3 separate regions of the Homo sapiens genome follow, and regions 1 and 3 are each linked to region 2. A link is a contact called in ENCODE Hi-C or POLR2A ChIA-PET data. All regions are on one chromosome and are shown on one strand. The core of a region is the stretch at or near the end of the contact, and the rest is flanking DNA. Distances in the headings are between cores, read along the strand shown.

Region 1 (2,700 bases), core at 201-2,700, 550 kb before region 2:
AATGTGTTTACATTAAAGTGATCGTCATGTCCAGAGTGTGACAAATTGGTGTAACTTGGTCATAGTGTGAATGGAAGGATGTTTATAGGAGTTGTGGCTGGACGTGTTGGGCAGACTGTGAAGGGTCTTGCATGCCCGCCTGAGGGGATTGGACTGTCTCCTGTAGACAGTGGGGTTTGGAGGACTGGGGCCTTGGGAGTGTAGCTGACAGTGTGGACGCTGGATTGGAGGAAGGGTGTTCTGGGAGACAGGAGGCTGTAAAACAGCCTGGAGAGATGGTGGGCCAGACCCAGTTCAGGGCAGGGTAGGGGACTCCAGCCCACCAGCCGCTGCTTTTCCTCCCGCCACACACTGCCTGCCTCTGGGCCTTGACCCCGTCCACATCATGTGTATGTGGCTTTCATGTTCTCTACTTTTCTCTTCTTCTTCTTTTTTTCTTTTTCTTTTTCTTTTTTTTTTTTTGAGACTTTTTGAGAGTCTTCCTCTGTTGCCCAGGCTAGAGTGCAGTGGTGCGATCTTGGCTCACTGCAACCTCCGCCTCCTGGGTTTAAGCAGTTCTCCTGCCTCAGCCTCCTGAGTAGCTGGGATTACAGGTGCCTGCCACCACACCCAGCTAATTTTTGTATTTTTAATAGAGACGGGGTTTCACCATGTTGGCCAGGCTGGTCTCAAACTCCTGACCTCAGGTGATCCGCCCGCCTCAGCCTCCCAAAGTGCTGGGATTACAGGCATGAGCCACCACGCCTGGCCTATTTTTCTCTTCTTCTGAAGTGGACTGAAAGCTCTTTGAGAGCAGGTGCCTAGGTGTCCTCAGCCCTGTCCTCCTGCACCTTAGCTCATGCCAAGGCCCATGTTTGGAATGTCCTCCTTGTGGGGCAGAATCCTTCTCCTTGTCCAAGGCCCAGCCCAAATGGCATCTGCCCTCTGCAAAGGGCCTCCCTGGTGACACATACGCCATCTGATTACAACTGCAGGGGAGGCCAAGACCCGGCTCAACATTTGTTGTTGGCATGGTCTGTTGGCCCCAGAGCCCCTGGCCTGTGCCTGTTACAGGGTGCCCTGCCCTGCCTAGTGTCAAGAGAGAGCCTGTGCACATCTTCCTTTCCTGTCCATCGTGGGCTTCTTGAGCGCAGAGACCACCCTGTTGACCCTACTGCTCTGCTAGGGGATTTGTATAGCACATGGTGGGCCCTCAGGAGAGAGGGTCTCACCTGGCCTCTCCCCTCAGCCACAGGTAGATGGACAGGCCAAGTCTTTGAAAGTGGGAGAGTCCTGATACAGAGATGCTCACTTGCGTGACTCATCAAACATTAAGCAAACCTTGTTTTTTTCATTAAAAAACAATTAGTCATAACTTCGAGCTAATGGCCGGATACAGCTCAGCAGTCAGCAGATGTGGTCCTCAGGCTGAAATAATGAAGATGAGAGCAGTCATCTCTCATGCCTGCCTAGAGCTTTACCAGGCTCAGAGCCCATTCACACCCACTATCCTGACTAATCCCAGAAAAGCCTCGTAAAGCAGGTAGGGCAGGTGTTCTTGGCTGTAATTTTGTGGAGGAAGAAGTAGACCCAGAGGTTCAGCTACCAGCCGGAGTCCATACAGCCGGCATCTAGCACACGCGGGCCTCTTCCATCCAAGGTCCAGGTTCTACCCACCTGCTGACCCTCCATTGGCCCTCGTCCCTCTTGTTCCCAGTCCCTGCCCTGGAACACAGCTCTGCAGAGCGGGGCTCCAGCGTTCTGTGCTGACTGGGTGTCTGACCCCTCCCCAGCTCAGACTTCAAGCTCTAGCCACTTCTGGAGGGTGCTGACCGGCTCGCAGACCGCTGCCCTCCACGGAAGCTGGTCTTTTAGACTCTTGGGCACCCGGTGACAGGAACACAGAGACGAAATGCAGGAAGGAGGGTATTTTTCTTTTTTTTTTTAATTTTAATTTTAATTTTTTGAGATGGAGTTTTGCTCTTGTTGCCCAGGCTGGAGTGCAATGGCGTGATCTCAGCTCATGCAACCTCCACCTCCTGGGTTCAAGTGATTCTCCTGCCTCAGCCTCCCGAGTAGCTGGGATTACAGGCATGCACCACCACGCCTGGCTAATTTTGTATTTTTAGTAGAGACGGGGTTTCTCCATGTTGGCCAGGCTGGTCTCGAACTCCCGACCTCAGGCGATCCACCCGCCTCGGCCTCCCAAAGTGCTGGGATTACGGGCGTGAGCCACTGAGGCCGGCTGGGGCTCGAATCTTGAGAGGAACCCAGGTGAGTGAAGAAAAGAAATTTGTCTCCGATGGCCAGTGTCAAGAGCTCAGCTTAATGTCAAGAACTCAGCTTAAGTCAATGTGCCCCCTAGTGGTAACACTAAGAGAAAACTGTCACCATTAGCGACGGTGGCGGTGTTTAGCATCTGCCATTCCAGATTTGGCCCAGCCGCTGGCTGGCGCGTCCGCAGACGCTTTCCTGAGCTGCCTCTCGCTCCCATCAAACCTGAACTTAGAAAACCACCCTCCCTCCCAGAAGTCATTAAAACTTTTCTACTCACAAGGAGTTTTAATGGGTACATCATTACATAAATGCAAGAACATCCTGTTTCAAATGATGACCCAGAAAACCACACTGATGGCAGTGATGGCCAGCCCTGAGGTCTTGTCCCCGCCACCATGTCGAGAGTTTTAGTGGAATCACTCCGTGAAGGTGCTGTTCAGATAA
Region 2 (2,845 bases), core at 159-2,658:
CATGTGAGATCATAGAATATACGATATCAAATTACCTGGACGTAGCAATAAGGCTCTGTGTTAACTTTGTGGTTCACAGTTCAGAGCAACAGAATGGTGACCCAAACATGGAGCAAGAGACACTGCTGGAGCCGCTTTTGCCAGTTTGCCAATGTGGCATTGCCAACTCTCCCTGCCCTCTGCCTCCTGGCGCAAGCCCTTGTGACTAGACCACTGCCTCAGTACCCAGTCCCAGTCCTGGGCTGGCTTCTAAAACAAACTCTACATTCACTTTTATTATCTAGAGCCCTCCCTGTTCCCATTCTGATGTGTGTCACCTCAGCCTTTTATCTGCGTATGTGTATTCAACAGGACCCAGGTCTGGGCCTCTGCAGCGAGGCTGGGCAGCCTCTCCTGGTGTATAAGTAGCCACTGGTCTGTTTTGCATGAGTCAGAACCCAGCGATTTCATGACAACCTGGAGTGCGTGTGTGCCTTGAGATGGTTGGGAGACAGAATCAGTTTTATGCACCAGCCACTACAGGCACCTGTGCCTCAGGCCTATAAACTTTCCAAGGATTCATAAAATGCTTGAATCCTGAAAGAAAAAAAATATTTATTACTAGCTCCAAAATGCTAAAAGCGCAAAGTTGAAATTACTAAATATTTATTTGAATGCATACGAAAACTGGCACATCAACTTGTCAAGAGAAACTCAAGTTTTCTAGACGGTCACCTACGTATCCTGTTTACTGTGGGATGCGGGTGCAAGAAGGCCCTTGAAGGTCCGGTACTTGGTCTTCCAGCCCCTGGCTGGGGCTGCCTCCCACTCGCCCAGCGTGGTCTCCTCCCCGGCCATAACCCGAGCCAGGGCTCCACCCCAGCCTCCCGTTCAGCCCGCAGCAGGGTATCCAGGTCTTCAGTGCAAAGAAGACACCTCCACCTGCCTCCCGCCATTTTCCCCTGAGGGCTGTTGAGTCCCACAACCCACCCCGGGGACAGCTGCCGCTCTGGAGGGTTCTGAACCTCGTCCAGCCCCGTTGACCGCGAGCCCGAGGCACACAACGGTGGAAAGAGAAACGAGCTTCCAGCAGCGTACTGCACCCCTCCACCCCCAGAAAACCCAGATCCCCAGCCGCTGGGAAACTGAGAGCAGCGGTGGGACAGCAACCAATGGGAAGCCCAGGAGGGTGGGACTCCTGTTTGACTGACCAATGGGAGTTCCTCGCAAAGCCGGACCTCACGGCCTGTTGCACACCCGATTCCACTCCCCGGAGGGGCTGAGCAAAGTCGCAGGCCCGGAGGCGACAGCCAATGAGGAGATGGAAAAGGCGGGACACCGGCAGAACCAGCGAATGAAAAGCCTGGAGAGGTCCACGCTCCAATTCCCTTCGCCGCCCGCAGCTGGATGTCGCCCTGTGGTTCCGCAGGTTGCGCGCGCCATCCAGTGGCAGCCGGGCGGGGAGGTATTCGAGATCCGTGCGTCTTCTCCGGAACCCCTTCGTAGGGCTCCCCAGTTTCAGGAGAAAGGATGACCCTGCCCGCCCTCCACGTCCACCGGGGAGCGAAATCGTCCTGGGCCCTCCATCCTTCCTGAAAGCGTCCTTCTTTCCTACCGCCCGTGCTCTTCTTCTGAGAAAGCATCGGAAGCTAGGATTCTAAATTCCGTTAGAAGAACACTGTGCAATGGCAATGGCCTATCAGACCGTTAGATGACCAAAGGCGCTGATAAAATGTAACATTGATTGGTAATTAAAAAAAAAAAAGAAAATGAAATTTTTAGTCAACAGGAATTAAACAAACCTGAATTTAATGACAACTCAGAAAACCATAGTGAACCTCACAGTGTTTGAAACGCCAGACGCATTCCTATGAAAGTCGAGCTGGATGCGAATGCCCCTGCTCTCACCGTTTTTATGTAATGTTTTGGAGCGCCCAGGCAAGATATAAGACTTCAAAGGGGGCAAGGCGGTTAAAACTGGGGGGCAGGAGGAAAACAAAATATTATTATTTCAGGTGAAATGATTTATACTTGAAAATCAAGAAACATTAAAAACTAGAGAATTCAGTCAGGTCTCTGGAAGAAAAATATATTTGTGTGTGGAACGTGTTGTCTGGGAGTATACAGAAAAAAATAAAGAAAAGGAAAGAAGACTATAGATATCCTACATGCTAGCATCAGAGATGTTGAGGAAAGAAGACCCCATTCGCTGGAAAAACGAAGGCAAATTTTTCATATGTAGGTGATATGATTCTATACTTTGAAAGACAGAGCCCATTAAAATTGTTAGGAACAATAAGAGAATAGGATGAGTTGGCTGGATGCAAAATCAATATACAAAAATTAATTCTATTTCCGTACGCAAACAACCAGGCAGAAAATATAATGGTAAAAATATCCTATGTGTAATAACAGCAAAAAAAAGAAAAAAGAACTGAGAATAAATTCAATAAAAATTTTATTATTCTGGCCAGGCACGGTGACTCACGCCTGTAATCCCAGCACTTTGGGAAGCCAAGGCGGGTGGATCGCTTGAGGTCAGGAGTTCAAGACCAGCCTGGGCAACATGGCGAAACCCCATCTCTACGAAAAATACAAAAATTAGCTGAGTGTGGTGGCAGGCGCCTGTAATCCCAGCTACTCTGAAGGCTGAGGCAGGAGGATCACTTGAACCCGGGAGGCAGAGGTTGCAGTGAGCCGAGATCACACCACTGTACTCCAGCCTGGGCGACACAGCGACACTCCATGTCAAAGAAAAAAAAATTTTATATATATATATATATATATATATATATATATATATATATATATATTTCTACTGGAGTACATAAAAAGAAAACTTGAAATAATAGAAAGATATATTTGT
Region 3 (2,743 bases), core at 199-2,698, 760 kb before region 2:
CTTGCTGGATTATGACCTCATCTAACCTTAATTACTTCCTAAAAGCCATATGTCCAAGAAGAGCCACATTGGGGGTTAGGGCTTCAACATATGAATTTGGAGGACATTTACAGTTCAGTCCACAGCACCTGGTCATGTGGAGATCCCAGTCTGCATTTGTGGGATGAAATCTCTGCTTTTTTAAAGTTTACACACCACCTAGCTGGGCACGTGGCTCACACCTGTAGTCTCAGCACTTTGGGAGGCCGAGGCGGGGATCACCTGATGTCAGGAGTTCGAGACCAGCCTGGCCAACATGGTGAAACCCCGTCTCTACTAAAAATACAAAAATTAGCCGGGTGTGGTGGCGGGCACCTGTAGTCCCAGCTACTCGGGAGGCTGAGGCAGGAGAATCGCTTGAACCCAGGAGGCAGAGGTTGCAGTAAGCTGAGATTGTGCCACTGCACTCCAGTCTGGATGAAAGAGCAAGACTCCATCTCAAAAACAAAAATAAAAAAAGTCTACACACCAAAAGAGCTGAAGGCAGGAGAGTTTGTGGTGGTTCAGAGTCCTGATTCTGGAGGAAACAGGCCTGTTTGGAGTCCCAGCTCTGCTCCTTACTAGCTATGTGGCCTCTCAGAGGCAGCATCCTTATCTGAGAAATCGGGTTGACCTTGTAGGTGGCTGAGAGGCTCAGATGAGGGCTCGCATGTGAGGCCTTGGCACTGAGCAGGGCACTCCTACCGAGTGTTCAAAGGTCGTGAGTACCACTGCTCTGCAGCCCTGGGCTCTGGTCTCAGCAATGCCGTCACTCTTTCTGGCTTCCTAAGAGTCAGAAGGCAAGTGGGAGAATAGAACCATTTCCTGTGTCTGAAGGCTGTGCCTCAGTGCTTTTGACTCACTCTGAAGACAGCAGGCAGCCCTTTCTGTTTTTTTTGGAGATGAAGTCTTGCTCTTGTCGCCCAGGCTGGAGTGCAATGGCGCAGTCTCGGCTCACTGCACCCTCCGCCTCCCAGGTTCAAGCAATTCTCCCACCATAGCCTCCCGAAGCTGGGGCTACAGGCACACGCTGCCACGCCTGGCTAATTTTTTGTGTTTTTAGTAAAGACAGGGTTTCACCATGTTGCCCAGGCTGGTCTCAAACTCCTGAACTCAGGCGATCCGCCTACCTCGGCTTCCCAAAGTGCTGGGATTACAGGTGTCAGCTACCACGCCCGACCCACAGGCAGCCCTTTCACCTCACGCCGAGCACGTCTCCTCCATCCATGAACATTTTGCAACTTTTTTTTAAAGAGACAGGTTCATACTATGTTGTCTAGATTGGACTCAAACTCCTGGGCTCAAGCTTTCCCAAGTAGCTTGAACCTCTTAAGTAACTGTGACTACAAGTGCACCTGGCCACTTTTTCTGAGACGGAGTCTCGCTCTGTCACCCAAGTGGAGTGCAGTGGCATGATCTCCGCCCACTGCGAGCTCCGCCTCCTGGGTTCACGCCATTCTCCTGCCTCACCCTCCTGAGTAGCTGGGACTACAGGCACCCGCCACCACGCCTGGCTAATTTTTTTTGTATTTTTAGTAGAGACCGGGTTTCACCGTGTTAGCCAGGATGGTCTCGATCTCCTGACTTTGTGATCCGCCCGCCTCGGCCTCCCAAAGTGCTGGGATTACAGGCGTGAGCCACCGCGCCTGGCCCACCTGCCCATTTTTTAAAAACTTTATTCTTCCTGGTATCAAGGGGAGAAAGAAAAAAATTTTTTAAAATATTTAAAACTTTATTTTGAAATAATTTCAAAATCACAGCAGTTTGAAGGGTACAACAAAGAACATTTTGCCACATTTTCTCTTTCATTCGTTCCCTCCTCTTCTCCCTCACCCCTGTTTCTTCCTATCCTCTCTGAACCATGAACCATTTGAGGATTATTTGTATACATCATGCTCGTTTATCCGTAAGATGTTTTAGTGAACATTTCCCAAGAACAGGGACAGCCTCTCACATGCCCATGGTACAGTTCTCAAATTCAGGAAATGTGTAATATTCTCTGATCAGCCCAGGAGTTGCTAATTTGTAGTTCCTGTTTCAAATTTGCCAACTGTCCCAATAATGATTTTGAAAGCCGTTGTTTTTCTGGTCCAGGATCCAATCCAGGATCAAGCGCTGCCTTTAGTTGTCCTCTCTGCAGCCTCCTTTCGTTTGGAGCAGGTCCTCAGCCTTTCTGTCTTTCATGACATTGATGTTTGTGAAGAGTACAGTCCAGTTTCTGTTGTAGAACGTCCTTGAAGTTGGTCCCGGAATATTTGTTTAAAGTGAGTTGGGAAACCACATTCACATGTCTTTTGGTTATGTGTGTATTTGTCAAACAGCCAGCCTTGTGCTGCGTGCTGTGATGGGGAGCATTACTCAACAGAGCCTGGCCCTGACCTTGGGGATGTAGTTTGGGTTTGTGGGGAAAGCAGCTACCGCCAGGTGGGCTTTACGGACCCCTGTGTGTCTCATGACTAGAGGCACTGACGCTTGGATAAATACATACTGGATGGATGCAGGATGAGTCCGCATTCTAGAAGTGTGCAGAGGTACAGAAGTGGCCCTGCTCCCTGTCCAGCACCCAGTCATCAGCTTTCCCTGGCTTCCCGAGGCACCCTGACGTTCACACTCCAAACACAAAGTCTTCTCTCAGGAATCTCGAGTGAGCTGCAGTCTGGGTTCTAGCCCTGCCCTAGCAGGGATCTGCTCAGTGACTGGGCTGCTCTCTTCCTGCTTTAGGCCA

The links. A loop is a pair of places that touch in the nucleus more often than their neighbours do. ChIA-PET counts read pairs that join two places held with the same protein, here RNA polymerase II (POLR2A). Pooled maps may share reads with other maps.
Region 1: a loop to region 2 is called in a pooled map, with 9 times the contacts of the local background. The contact joins two enhancer-like sites. A Hi-C loop is called at or near these places in 7 of 50 pooled maps. POLR2A ChIA-PET finds 5 or more read pairs at or near these places in 3 of 52 experiments (H1, MCF 10A and activated T-cell).
Region 3: a loop to region 2 is called in a pooled map, with 4 times the contacts of the local background. The contact joins two enhancer-like sites. A Hi-C loop is called at or near these places in 1 of 37 single-sample maps with no recorded cell type and 4 of 50 pooled maps.

The regions. Positions count from the first base shown.
Region 1 is chr17:3,602,366-3,605,065 of GRCh38, reverse strand. All of the region lies in intron 2 of TRPV1 (transient receptor potential cation channel subfamily V member 1), which reads left to right. Among named protein-coding and RNA genes, the nearest start is that of TRPV1, 5.7 kb to the left of the region's middle. Within about 2 kb of position 1,450, at least 3 of the 41 ENCODE cell types and tissues checked have a DNase peak (open chromatin) inside an H3K27ac peak, as active enhancers do.
Region 2 is chr17:3,047,439-3,050,283 of GRCh38, reverse strand. No RefSeq gene overlaps it. Among named protein-coding and RNA genes, the nearest start is that of OR1D5, 15 kb to the left of the region's middle. Within about 2 kb of position 1,408, at least 6 of the 41 ENCODE cell types and tissues checked have a DNase peak (open chromatin) inside an H3K27ac peak, as active enhancers do.
Region 3 is chr17:3,802,721-3,805,463 of GRCh38, reverse strand. NCBP3 (nuclear cap binding subunit 3) reads left to right here. Exons shown (of 13, transcript NM_001114118.3): 13 at 1-2,743. Among named protein-coding and RNA genes, the nearest start is that of ITGAE, 2.9 kb to the right of the region's middle. Within about 2 kb of position 1,448, at least 4 of the 41 ENCODE cell types and tissues checked have a DNase peak (open chromatin) inside an H3K27ac peak, as active enhancers do.